Linked DNA regions of Homo sapiens: regions 1, 2 and 3 are each linked to region 4. Evidence: chromatin contacts called from ENCODE Hi-C or POLR2A ChIA-PET data. All regions are on one chromosome and are shown on one strand. Each heading gives the region's core, a stretch centred on a gene start or an enhancer-like site at or near the end of the contact. The rest is flanking DNA. Distances are from core to core; before and after follow the strand shown. Region 1 holds the start of ATP8A1-DT (ATP8A1 divergent transcript). Region 2 overlaps TBC1D1 (TBC1 domain family member 1). Region 3 overlaps TBC1D1 (TBC1 domain family member 1). Region 4 holds the start of RHOH (ras homolog family member H).

The links. A loop is a pair of places that touch in the nucleus more often than their neighbours do. ChIA-PET counts read pairs that join two places held with the same protein, here RNA polymerase II (POLR2A). Pooled maps may share reads with other maps.
Region 1: a loop to region 4 is called in a pooled map, with 4 times the contacts of the local background. The contact joins the promoter of ATP8A1-DT here to the promoter of RHOH in region 4. A Hi-C loop is called at or near these places in 1 of 168 maps with a recorded cell type or tissue (OCI-LY7), 7 of 37 single-sample maps with no recorded cell type and 6 of 50 pooled maps.
Region 2: a map with no recorded cell type shows a loop between it and region 4 (12-fold over the local background). The contact joins the enhancer-like site here to the promoter of RHOH in region 4. A Hi-C loop is called at or near these places in 3 of 37 single-sample maps with no recorded cell type and 9 of 50 pooled maps.
Region 3: a map of OCI-LY7 shows a loop between it and region 4 (6-fold over the local background). The contact joins the enhancer-like site here to the promoter of RHOH in region 4. A Hi-C loop is called at or near these places in 1 of 168 maps with a recorded cell type or tissue (OCI-LY7) and 2 of 50 pooled maps. POLR2A ChIA-PET finds 5 or more read pairs at or near these places in 1 of 52 experiments (HEK293).

Annotation. Positions count from the first base shown.
Region 1 is chr4:42,656,066-42,658,816 of GRCh38, reverse strand. It overlaps ATP8A1-DT (ATP8A1 divergent transcript), which reads right to left and starts at 1,294. Exons shown (of 1, transcript NR_186688.1): 1 at 470-1,294. It overlaps ATP8A1 (ATPase phospholipid transporting 8A1), which reads left to right and starts at 1,712. Exons shown (of 37, transcript NM_006095.2): 1 at 1,712-1,992. The coding sequence starts at 1,944. RefSeq lists enhancers at 1,276-1,485, 2,476-2,525 and a silencer at 1,516-1,985.
Region 2 is chr4:38,131,081-38,133,816 of GRCh38, reverse strand. TBC1D1 (TBC1 domain family member 1) reads right to left here. Exons shown (of 22, transcript NM_001396959.1): 21 at 560-733. Among named protein-coding and RNA genes, the nearest start is that of PTTG2, 170 kb to the right of the region's middle. RefSeq lists a silencer at 740-879. Within about 2 kb of position 1,401, at least 28 of the 41 ENCODE cell types and tissues checked have a DNase peak (open chromatin) inside an H3K27ac peak, as active enhancers do.
Region 3 is chr4:37,969,252-37,972,266 of GRCh38, reverse strand. The region is part of intron 2 of TBC1D1 (TBC1 domain family member 1); the gene reads right to left. Among named protein-coding and RNA genes, the nearest start is that of PTTG2, 10 kb to the right of the region's middle. Within about 2 kb of position 1,351, at least 8 of the 41 ENCODE cell types and tissues checked have a DNase peak (open chromatin) inside an H3K27ac peak, as active enhancers do.
Region 4 is chr4:40,195,561-40,198,626 of GRCh38, reverse strand. RHOH (ras homolog family member H) reads right to left here and starts at 1,596. Exons shown (of 3, transcript NM_004310.5): 1 at 1,327-1,596. RefSeq lists an enhancer at 524-623.

The sequences.
Region 1 (2,751 bases), core at 45-2,544, 2.5 Mb before region 4:
AGCACTGCATTTCCTCCAGTTTCTGTTCGCTAACTTTTAAAGCTGATTATTATTTTTACTATTTTCCTTGCTATGTTAGCCCTTTAATTTTGTTTCAGACTCATGTTCATTAAGCCAGAGCAAGCCTGCTTTATACAAGGAGACCCTGGGCCTTGGAAGAAATAAAAATGCCCAGTGATGACAGTCCAGATAAAGCTGTGTTCATTTTTTACGTTTAGAAGACCATACTTTAAATCATGACTATCACTGAAACAGATAGATTCATTTATTGTTGAGTCCTGCTTTACCCTGAGATGTTCCATGAACACTGAGAATACATTTTCTTTGTTCTAATTCCAGCCTCTGAATCAGAGCCAACTAGAGTGGGCTCTTCATAAATATGCATTGACTGCCTGAGTATTAATGTAGGGCAGGGCTCTGATTAGCAAGTGCTACCTGCAGGAAGCAGAAGAAATACCACAAATGGAGATAGGACGCTATTAGCAGATTTTATTTCATTTTTTCCTGAGGCTTGGAAATAATCACTTCTCTCTCAGGTCAAACCTCTCCAGCTCTCTCCCTTCAGGATGTGAAAAGATCTCAAATAAAAGGCCTCTATGTGAGGATCTCTTTCGCTGGTTGCTGGAGGAAGAGCATGAAATGAGGGAAGAAGCAAATTGCTTCTGATTTATTGTTTCTGGTTTATTCCTTTCCTGCCAGTTCAGCAGCTCGCCAGAAACAGCACAAAACCTTACATCTTAACTTGAAGGTGAAGTATTTGTTTTGACAACTTTTTAGCATAGATCTCGGTATACAAAATAAAAGGTAATGAGGCTATGATAGTCTGAAGGACATCGGCAAATTAAAATTTAACATATTTATGGATTTTATACAAAGACTCCTCTCCCCTTTGCAGATAAAACGACTGCATCCAACTTTATGCAGATTTAACTAAAAGAAAAAAAAAAAGTCTTTTGTGAACCACCTGGGCCAATACTTAGTTGGCTTAATTGCTATTTCAGTGCCTTGTCAGGCTGCAGAGCCTGAACTAGGGAGATGCACCGGGCCCACTTGCAGGCGGGGCCCAGATGCACCCAAGCCCCATGGACAAGAGCACCATGGGCACCAGGGGCCTCCCGACCTGGCAGCCTGTTGCTAGTGGGCGAGGCAGGAGGACAAGTGCGGCTCAGGCCACGAGTCGGGCTGGGCGTGCAGAGAGGTTAGAATTACACCCAGATGGCGAACAGTCAGTCGTTCCTTTCCTGCTCTGGCTGGGAGCTAAACCTTGTAGTCCCAGACCCTTTCGCCTTCGCCTGCCGGCTCAGACCCAACAGCTCTTTCCGGACGACGGGCGGCTCCACTGCGATCAAAAGCCAGGGGTAGCGGGAGGGGATTCGTGAGAATGCAGCAGCCAGAGCAGTCTTTCCTTTCTGAGCAAGATGTGAGAGAGTCCGAGTGGCCTGGAGGAGGAACCGGGTCAACCAACTCCACAGGGCGGAGCGAAAACGCTGGAGGACTAAGGAGGCTAAGAGTTGATCCCCCCTTTGAGTCGTGATACGGTCCGAAGCGGGGCGGGGCGGGGCGAAGGAGGCTCCCCCTGGCTCTCCCCGCCCCTCACCCGCCTTCCTTGCTGAGCGGCCGCGGGAGGGGGAGCGCGAGCCCCGCAGGCCCCTCCCCCGGCGCCGGCGCCCGAGCTCCGCCCCTCGCCGAGCCGCCCCTCCGCGGCTGCAGCAAGAGCTCGCCCAGCTCTGCGGGCGCCGCCACCTTCGCCGCCACCGCTGCCTTTCTCCTCCTCCTGTCGGCGTGCGGGGGCCGCGCCCGGCGGCAGCTCTGCCCTAGGTGGGCGGCGGCGCGGCCCAGGCTGCAGCTGAGCGCTCTGCGCGGCGCAGCCGGGTCTCCCGCGTGTACCACGCCGTGACAGGTGCAGAGTCCGGGCTGAGGACCCACCTGCAGCCGCCGCCGCGATGCCCACCATGCGGAGGACCGTGTCGGAGATCCGCTCGCGCGCCGAAGGTAAGGGGCCGCCGAGGCTCGGGGCTAGCCCGGGGTCGGGAAGCGAGTGTGTGTGTGAGCGTGTGTGTTTATCCTGGAAGAGACCGCATCCTACCTCTTCCCCGGCGGCAGTCCGACTGTCGCGCCCGGCCCCTAGGGGACCCTTCCCCCCGCGCTGCCCCCAGTGTACTCGCAGACCCTTTCCAGGCTCCAGTACCCTCGAATGGGTGTTCTCCGCGGGAGCCCCGAGGCGTGCTTTGCACCGCAGTGTGACCATTAGGTCCCAGTCACTGAGCTCACTCGCCCTGCCCACCTCCCTCCCCACCAGTTCGATTTCCACTCAGCAGATCCCCAGCCCGCCGCCCCTGCCTCCGGCGCCCACCGTTTTGCAACCCCCTATCTGAGCTCCCAGCGAAGCGAGTTTGCTTTTCCCCGGCTGCAGGATCCTTTGATCCGTAGTCCCTTGGCTCTCGAAGCGCGGGGAGCCTTCATCGGGGTCGGGTGCCGAGTGGGTTCCCTGCATTACAGCTTCTGCAATTCTGCCTCCTGCAGCGGAGTCCCACCGGCTCGCGTCTGAGGTTTCGTTTTTGTGTTTCCCTTTTGCCCGAAACCCTCACTTCGGCCAGCTGAGCTGACTTTTCAGCCAGGTGGAAGCTGTTTTCTTTGCTCCACCTGGGGCCAGCTCTTGAATGGCCATGGTTGTCAACACTGAGCAACAGATGCTCCGGGGTAGAAGCAAGTAAGCTTTCCGAGGGCCCAGACTCTTCATCGTCTCCGAGG
Region 2 (2,736 bases), core at 152-2,651, 2.1 Mb after region 4:
TCTTTCTTCTGTATGTCCTCACCTGAGTATATCCGTGTTGAAATGGAAGTTTCTAGAGGGGAGAACTGAGACCTTCATTAATCAAATCTTTGTATATGCACCAAGGACTCACAAAGAATTATCATCTCTTCTGGTTTGTTATATTTATTTCTGTGTTACTTTCCTCCTTTACCATCCCTCTGTGGACCTAGCTGGTTTTGCTCATAGAAGTTAAAAGCTCTTAGATTCTCTTTGAGTAATGACAACGGCTGGCATTCAGCTAACAGGCCACGGCATCCTGAATCCAAGTTCATCTCTGGGCCTGTCCCCTAAAAGAGTTAAGTGCAGAAACAGCCTCTCAGAAAGCTCTGGGACTGCCTGACCTTAGCAAAGGACAATCTGTCTGCTCCATAATAAAAAGGACCCATTCTCCCGGGATACCTTTGATCCCAACTATAAACAGATCAGGGTGGGAAAGGTCCTCTGGTCATGGGAAAGCCCAGCCTGCTGTTGCCTTTGGTGAGTTAATGAACTACCATATATTTGTGATTCAGGAAGCTGCTTTATAAATATGCTCTACCTGCAACTGTTCAAGGAGGTCAAGGTTCTGTTTGCGTAAGCTGCTGTTGGTTTTCTCTAATTTATCCATTCTTTGGTTGTCACTGAGAGGAGAGGAATCGATAAGTTCTTCTTGAAGGACGTGGTACTCAACTTCATAAGCTTGTAACTGTTTAGCGATGTCCATTTCAAATACCTGTTATAGAAAGAAAAGTCATCACGTACTAAAACTGAGAAAAACCCCACAAGTACAGGCAGGCGTCTGCAATCACGACAATGCGCACCTGTGAAGCGTCTCCTCTACGCTTAGCTCTACACTTGGTACTAGAAGTAATAAATAAGAAAAACTACGCACTGAGAAGGTAATAATTTTACTTGGGACAAAAGGATATAAGAAACATCTAGAAATAATTCCAAGGTAACATTAAGTACAGGTTTTTGATACTCACCTTCCAAAAGCCAAAAAAAAAAAAAAAACCTCTCATTTTTAAAGACATAAAAATTTATTTTTAGTTCTTATTTCACTTCTTTTCTCTGAAAATTCTGTTAGGTTAGATACATCAACTATGGGTTAAAAGGAGAAAAGAAACAAAAGAATCATAGCCTGTTTGCAGAGTCACCAAGTCAAAGTTTAATTATAGTTCAGTTGGGTTTTCAGAGTTACAAGAACAGCTAAGTAATGGGACTGTTTACTAAAAAACTCTCCTTTGCACACAAATATGCAGAAATGAGCCAAAACCCACATGTCACCCACACAGATGAGTGAATACGAAACGATGCCTGAGTTGTCTTCTTTCCCACAATAGTAATGGTGACGAAAACACCACACGTGTGAAAAACAACTCCTAAGTGCCTAAGTGACTCAAGCCGTCCGTGTCTGTACTTTCTCTTGGTAAGGAAGGCAGGGCGGAAAGCAGAATCAGAAGACAGCTGCTGCTGCTGCTGCCCAAGGCATTTCCTTTCTTTCCAGTTGTTTCTATGAGAGAACCCCAGGGGCTGGGGCCTCTCAGCACAGCAGTGAAGCCCTAACGTTTATCTGATGGATCTGAGAATGCAGTCAAGCTGGGACCATCTTAAAAGAAAAAAAAAAAAAACCCTGCTAGATCAGAACACACATTCAGAAAGTGAAGTCAGGCTTTAAAAGGGCAGAAACTGCCTCTCTATTGCATTGCCTTAAGCAACTCCAATATTGTTAAAAATCAGTGTAAAACTACTTCTTCTGATGGCTCCCTACTGGCATTCAAACTAGCCTATCTTCCCTGGAATCAATTTTCAAAAACCATGTTTCCTTTCTCACCATTCCCAACAATCTTATTTTCTCTTCCTTGAGATGAATTTTTCAGCTTGCTGTTTTTGATTCAGTGGATAATATTAATAAGGCACAAAAGTCATTTGATGCCTAAAAACTAAAATCCATTATATCTGTGGGGTGTGTGTGCATGTGTGCGAGGGGAGTAAGAGGGAGAGAGAGAATTGTTTACTGGATTGAACTGATTCTCTTTTGTCCTTCAGAGCGACCGTGAGGTCAGCAGGGATTATTATCTCCATTTGACAGCCGAGGTAACTGGCTCAGAGGCTTTGAGTCAGCCTTAAAATTGCGGCTCCACTGGCGACTCTATGAATGACTTGAGCTCGGTACTTAACCTCTCTCAGCCACAGTTCCTGGCCTCCCACCTGGGGCAGACAGCGCCTACCTCCCAGGATGGCTGTGAGAATTAAACGAGGCAACTCCTGGAAGTTCCCAGCACACGCCTGGCAGGTTGAGCAGGCGCTCTCTTAGCTAAGGGATCTGCTTCCACACACCTGCCACAAAACCCTCACATTTCAACCTCAGCAAAACCATCATCAATGGATGCCACGTCATGGAACTTCTGAATAGTCTGAACAGTAAAAACCACAAATGTTAAAACTGAGATTGTTTGGCACTCATGTATAATTATAAATATGGTGCTGAATAAATGTCATGTACACTATTACTTTTTTTCTTTCACAAAGATTTAAGTGATCTCCTAACCTGGAAAGCCTGGGAACAAAACCTCTGGCTTTTCCTACGGATTGATGTTCTGTGTTAAGTTAATGGCTCTCAGCAGTACCCAAAGCCATAAACTCTTCCAGGCCTCCATTAATCCCTAGGAACCACCCTGGGTCACAATCATCTCTGCTTAATTGCCTGATGATCTCCTGACTGCCAAGACTCCT
Region 3 (3,015 bases), core at 102-2,601, 2.2 Mb after region 4:
CAGGTGATCCACCCGCCTCAGCCTCCCAAAGTGCGAGATGACAGGCATGAACCACCGCACCCAGCCAGGCATCAGTAATTTTTAACATCTCCAAGGTGTTTCTCTCATGCAGTCAGAATTGAGAACCTCTGCAGACAGAATAGTCATTGCTCAAAGACACTGATAGTTTCCAGCCCTGATTGTCTATCAGAGTCACCTGTAATGGGAAGGTGGCCAAGTGAGAGAGAGAGTAGAGGGTCTCAGATGATTGGGCTGTTTTGGAGCAAAGGTCAAATTCTCAGAGACCTCAAAGAGCAAGCAGGTCATATAAATGTGTGAAGAGGGCAAGGTGTGAGAGGATAAAGAATGAAGTAACTACAGCATCTTAGAGAATGCATTCTCAATTATTAAAACACTCCACCTAGCCAAGTCAAATGTGTCAGCCCACTGAATTCAGCCACAGAGGTCATTATTGGTGTTGACCCATAATGTTGACTCTGGGTTTACTTAAAGCTTAGAAATATATTCTAGCAAGTGATTCTGATTATCAGCCAGGATCAAGAACCACTCTTACAGTTTTAGATCCTTTACTTTAAAATATATATATATAGTTGCTCTGTGGAAAGCAATAGGCTATCCAAATAGGACTGCAGAGATCTAAACACGATAGTATCTGATATGGTTTGGCTGTGTCCCCACCCAAATCTCATCTTGAATTGTAGCTCCCATAATTCCCATGAGTTGTGGGAGGGACACAGTGGGAGATAACTGAATCATGGGGGTGATTTCCCTCATCCTGTTCTCATGGTAGTGAATGAGTCTCATGAGATCTGATGGTTTTATAAGGCAAAACCCTTTTTGTTCGGCTCTCAATTCTTCTCCTGTCTGTTGCCGTGTAAGATGTGACTTGCTCCTTCTTGCCTTCTACCATGATTTTGAGGCCTCCCCAGCCACGTGGAATTGTGAGTCAATAAACCGCTTTCCTTTATAATTACCCAGTCTTAGGTATGTCTTTATTAACAGCATAAGAATAGACTAATACAGTATCCCTACAGAAATCTCAAATTGTTGTCTAAGTAACTTTAAAAGGATGCTTTAATGTCTCACCATCTCAGCACTCCTGAGACATTAACGGAGGACTTGAAAGGCAGGGGGGCCGGTCTGGGAACTGGAAGAGTTGCTTCCCTACTAAGCCTGACCATATCCCCACCAAAACAAACCCTGACACTCCTGCCCCAGCTCTTCTGCCAATTTCTTCTTTTGAGGAGGAACAAGAAGCAAGGGCGGCAAAACCTCCTGTAAGTTTAGGAGGTGATGCCAGGCAGGCTGCCCTCTAGTGGGGGGGGCCAGTGAGGCAGGGACACATGCAAAAGAATGACCTCACTCTGCCAGCTTGCTCCTCCCCACCCTAAGACCTGGTTAAAAATAGAGCCATTGTAATACAAACTCTACAAGGAAGTTCAACTGGGTTTCAAGTGAATCAGAACCACTTGGCAATGGATCAGGAATTCAGTTCACAAATATGAATATTCATTAGCACCTATTTTGGAAAGCCACAGAAGTCCTTGCAGGAAATAGCAAAATGGAGTCAGACCAGAATCCTGCCCTCAAGGGGCATAGAGGGTAGCAGGGAAGCTCAGGCAGGGAAAAGAGTGACAAAAGCCTGAAGTTATTTTCCCTCAAAGTCCAGGTGAAGCTTCGATGAGTTCCCAGAGGAAGGAAAATAACTTCAGGCTGCAAAGGAAAACCCAGCTTCCTGGCTGGTTTCAGGCCATTTACAGAAGGTGGAGAGGGAATGGGCTTTCCAGGAAGAAGGATCCGCATGGAGAAAGGCTTAGAAGATTAACGTTCTCTGGAAATCAGGCCTTGCATAGGAGGAGATAGGACAGAAATCAGAGCTTCATAGTGGAGAGGGAATGTTAGTGTAAGTTTGATGATATGCAATCATCTCTTACAAACAGAAAAATTTGTTTCCAAAGAAACCCATATTTGCCAAGGATAATACCAAATCCTGAAAATCTAATACTAAAAATCCCTCTGCATAAATTGAAAACATATATGCCCATGTAAAAATGTGTCCATGAATGTGCACAGCAGCACAACTCCCAAGAGTGGAAACAACCCAGCTGCCCTTCAACTGATGAATGGATCAACAAGATATGGTATATCCACACAATGGAATATTATTTGGCTATAAAAAGTAATGAAGTACTGATACATGCCACAGCACTGATGGACCTTGAAAGCACTATGCCAATTGAAATAAGCCAGTTACAAAAGACTGCATACTGTATGATTCTATTTATATGAAATATCCAGAACAGGCAAATCCATAGAGACAGAAAATAGACTAGTAGTTACCGGGGGCTGGAGAGAGGAGAAAATAGGGAGAGACTGCTAATGGGTGCAGGGTTTCTTTTTGCAGTGATGACAATGTTTTGGAATTAGATGGTGATGATGGTTACATTAATATACTAAATACCAAAATTTGTGGATTTACTAAATACCAAAATGTTACAGAATGTAAATTACATCTTAATTTTGGTAAATCCCGCTGTGTGATGATGATTGAATGACTTTAGGTAAGTTAAGTCACTGGGCCTTTGTAATAATGGATCCCACACTTAAAAGGGATAGTTTTGGCTGGGTGTGGTGACTCATGCCTGTAATCCCAGCACTTTTTGGGAGGCTGAGGCAGTGGATCACCCGAGGTCAAGAGTTCAAGGCCAGCCTGGCCAACGTGGTGAAACCCCATCTCCACCAAAAATACAAAAATTAGCCAGGCATGGTGGTAGTGGATGCCTGTAATCTCAGCTACTCCAGAGGCTGAGGCAGGAAAATCACTTGAACCCAGGAGGTGGAGGTTGCCATGAGCCGAGATTGTGCCATTGCACTCCAGACTGGGCGACAAGAGCGGAACTCTGTCTCAAACAAACAAACAAAAACACAGATAAAGCACTGGCCTATAGTAGATGCACAGCAAATTTTGGCTGTAGATGTAGTGGTGGTAGTAATAGTATTAGTAGTAGCAACAAT
Region 4 (3,066 bases), core at 347-2,846:
GGGAAGACAGTAGAGGGCAAATGGAGGCCCACAGCCAGGCACAGGGATGCAGAAAGCAGCCCCAAGTGGGAAGAGGCCACGCTCGACAAGCTCCCTCTCACATGGAATTCTGCTGGTGCCGTGAGAGCCGAGGAAGCGCAGCCGCAGGGCAGAAGGAGACCAAGGACTATTGAATGGGGTCACTTCTCCCCAGTGCCTGCAAGGTCCTCGCTTTTGTGTCCACACCCTAACTGTCTAATCTGATTTCCTGCAATGTGTAAAACAAACTGTCTTCTCTTCTCCAGTGTCTCTTCAACTGGCCTTATCATCTCCAGGTCAGTCTCGCCTTTGTGCCTTTGCCCACAAGGTCCTCCCAGTCTGAAATCACCTGCCCCTTCTCCTTCTACCGACACTTCGCATTCTTCCAAAGCCCAGATCTTCCTGACAACTCCAGTTTGCCCCCAGGCCCCCTCCATGGAATTCACAGAACTCTTCAAGCCTGTGCTGCCCCACTCATCACTGAATTCTCATCTTGCATTGCTTCCTAAATTTTACTTCTTATCACAACTACCAGATTATAGGGTCCTTCAAAGTAGAGATTTTTAAAATATTTCTCTTATATCCTCCACGGCACCAGCTTAGAACCAATAAGGGGACACCAACTACTTGTTGCCTGCTTGAATACGTCAATGGCAACTTTCATTTAGTAAAGCACCTAAAACCGGTGATTTCCCAAACTTTGTTTAGTTACAACTCAGGCTACTGACTGGTACCTCGTAGCATATCTCCAAATCAAACCACCTCAGAAGAAAGATTAAATTTAATTAAAAAATACATGTTATACATCATAGAGCACTTTTGGGAAATGGTCATTAACATTGGCAATAGGTGAAAAACACAAGCTAGAAATTCCAGATTGAAATCTACATCATTTAGACTTCGGTTCTGTTTCTTTTCTGAACTAGACAACTTTAAAATTCATATTTGCACAACTTAGAGCATCTTTAGATTTACTTCATCAAACCTTGGGTAGTATTTAAACTACCCATACAGTTGAGCTCAGCCACAGTCACAAGCATATGCATTCTCTAGAATATCTGGAAAACCAAAAAGCCAACTATTGTAACTTTTCATGTTTCAAAAATCTTGTTAGGACTGTGGTGAGGGGCAGTGAATATCAAAGCAACACTCACCCCCCCGACCCCCGTCCCCCTGTAAATTGATTCTACACCTTACAGCAGGTAGCTCAGAGTCATTACGATGTTTGGCCTAGAGTAAAAGCTAAATAAAATTAGAAAAATTTCTTTTGACACCAAAGAAATACTTTTAAGGAAGCAAAATCCTTACCTGTTGCAGAATGCCGAAGAAATGTCTTGACAGTAAAATGACTGACTCCGGAAATCAAATTTGTTCAACAAAAGCAGGTGAAAACAAAAGCGGCCCAAGCCTTTTCACTGTGGTTGATTTCCTCATAGGATCAACCTCTCCCTCGTTCCCGAGAATATTAACTGATTCACACTGGAAGAACTGAAAATACAACAGTTGGGCTGGCAGGGAGTCCACCCCAAGATGGTTGGGTTAGTGTGTGTGGGGCAGCAGGAGCAATCCGAATGTGACAAAAGAGATTAGCAAGTTCCTGTGCCTAAGTCAATTTCCTGTAGCCGGCTTCTCCGCAGAGGGGGTTTCATTTGTGTGGGTTTAGGGGGGTGTGTGTGCACGTGCGTTTCTCTCCATTAGAATATGAAACTTCCCCAGATCAGAGGCAGAATAAGGCCTTTGCCGCACCGCTGGGTTTGCGTTTAATTTATCCCCCACCCTACTCCGAGACTATGTTTCTCTCCCCCTTAGCCCCATTTTCCTCCAGCAAAGCCCTACGTAAAACTGAAGAAAGGAAGACTGAAGAGTCCAAATGATTCCTCATGGAAGTAAAATTACCAAAAAAAAAAAAAAAAAAAGTCCATGCCACTGACCAATCTTGGTTAATTTGAGCTTAGGAAACAACACCTTAGAACTTTCCCCCCATCAGCTTGGGGAAAACAAGAGGTGGATTGTCTGCTTCGCTTTGCTGCATTAAAAACTATCAAATATTTTGCAAAGAACAGAGGCAGGCTTAGTGAGAGTTCGAGCAGCCCCCTGCCGTGCGTTCACCCCTGTATGGACGAGCACCTGGGCTGGGAGTTACCTGGCGATGAGTTGTTTTTTCAGACTCCTCAGAGTTTCATTATTTGCCTAAAAACACAAGTTTACTTGTTTTGTCCTAATGGGCAATCCAGGTGTAGAGACCATCTGCAACTACTTAGGTTATGGCTAAACGCCTAACCCAACAAATTGAACTTTTGTGATGTGGTCACAACCGCCTGTGCCCCAAATCCCTGAATAACTAACTGTTGATGCTACTGCTCACGGTGATAGCTTGGTCAAAATACCTGCCGACCGTAAGGATAAAGTCAACTCCATGCCTTTTATTTTATTTTATCAGTGCATCGGCCCCACACTCAAAGATTTGAGTTTAATTGAGCTGGGTTGGGACCGGACATCAATATTATTTTAAACCCCTCTGATTATTCTAAAGTACTGCTGCCACTCTAATGGATGAGAAGGAGGAAAGAACATTCCACGTAGAGGCAAATAGTATGTGCAAAGGCCCTGAGGTGGGAAAGAGGTTGGCATGTTCAAAGAAGTGAAAGCAGATGACTGTGCTTGCAGCATAGTTGTAGAGGGAATCAATGGTACAAGGTGAGCATTCTTATCAATAGACACCCAATTACCAAGTTCACAAGACTTCCACATGAACCCATGTGTCAATTTGTTAATGCACAGTAAGAACTCAATCTGCCAGCTGAGATCCTCGAGCCTTCTGAAGAGCACATTATCTCCTAGAAAATCCTCTGTGGGAGGCCAGGTGCAGTGGCGGTGGCTCACACCTGTAATGCCAGCACTTTAGGAGGCTGAGCGGGGAGCATTGCTTGAACCTAGGAGTTCGGGACCAGCCTGGGCAACGTAGTGAGATCCCATCTCTACAAAAATTAGCTGGGCAACCACACCTGTAGTCCCAGCTACTCAGGAGTCCGAGGCAGGAGGATTGCT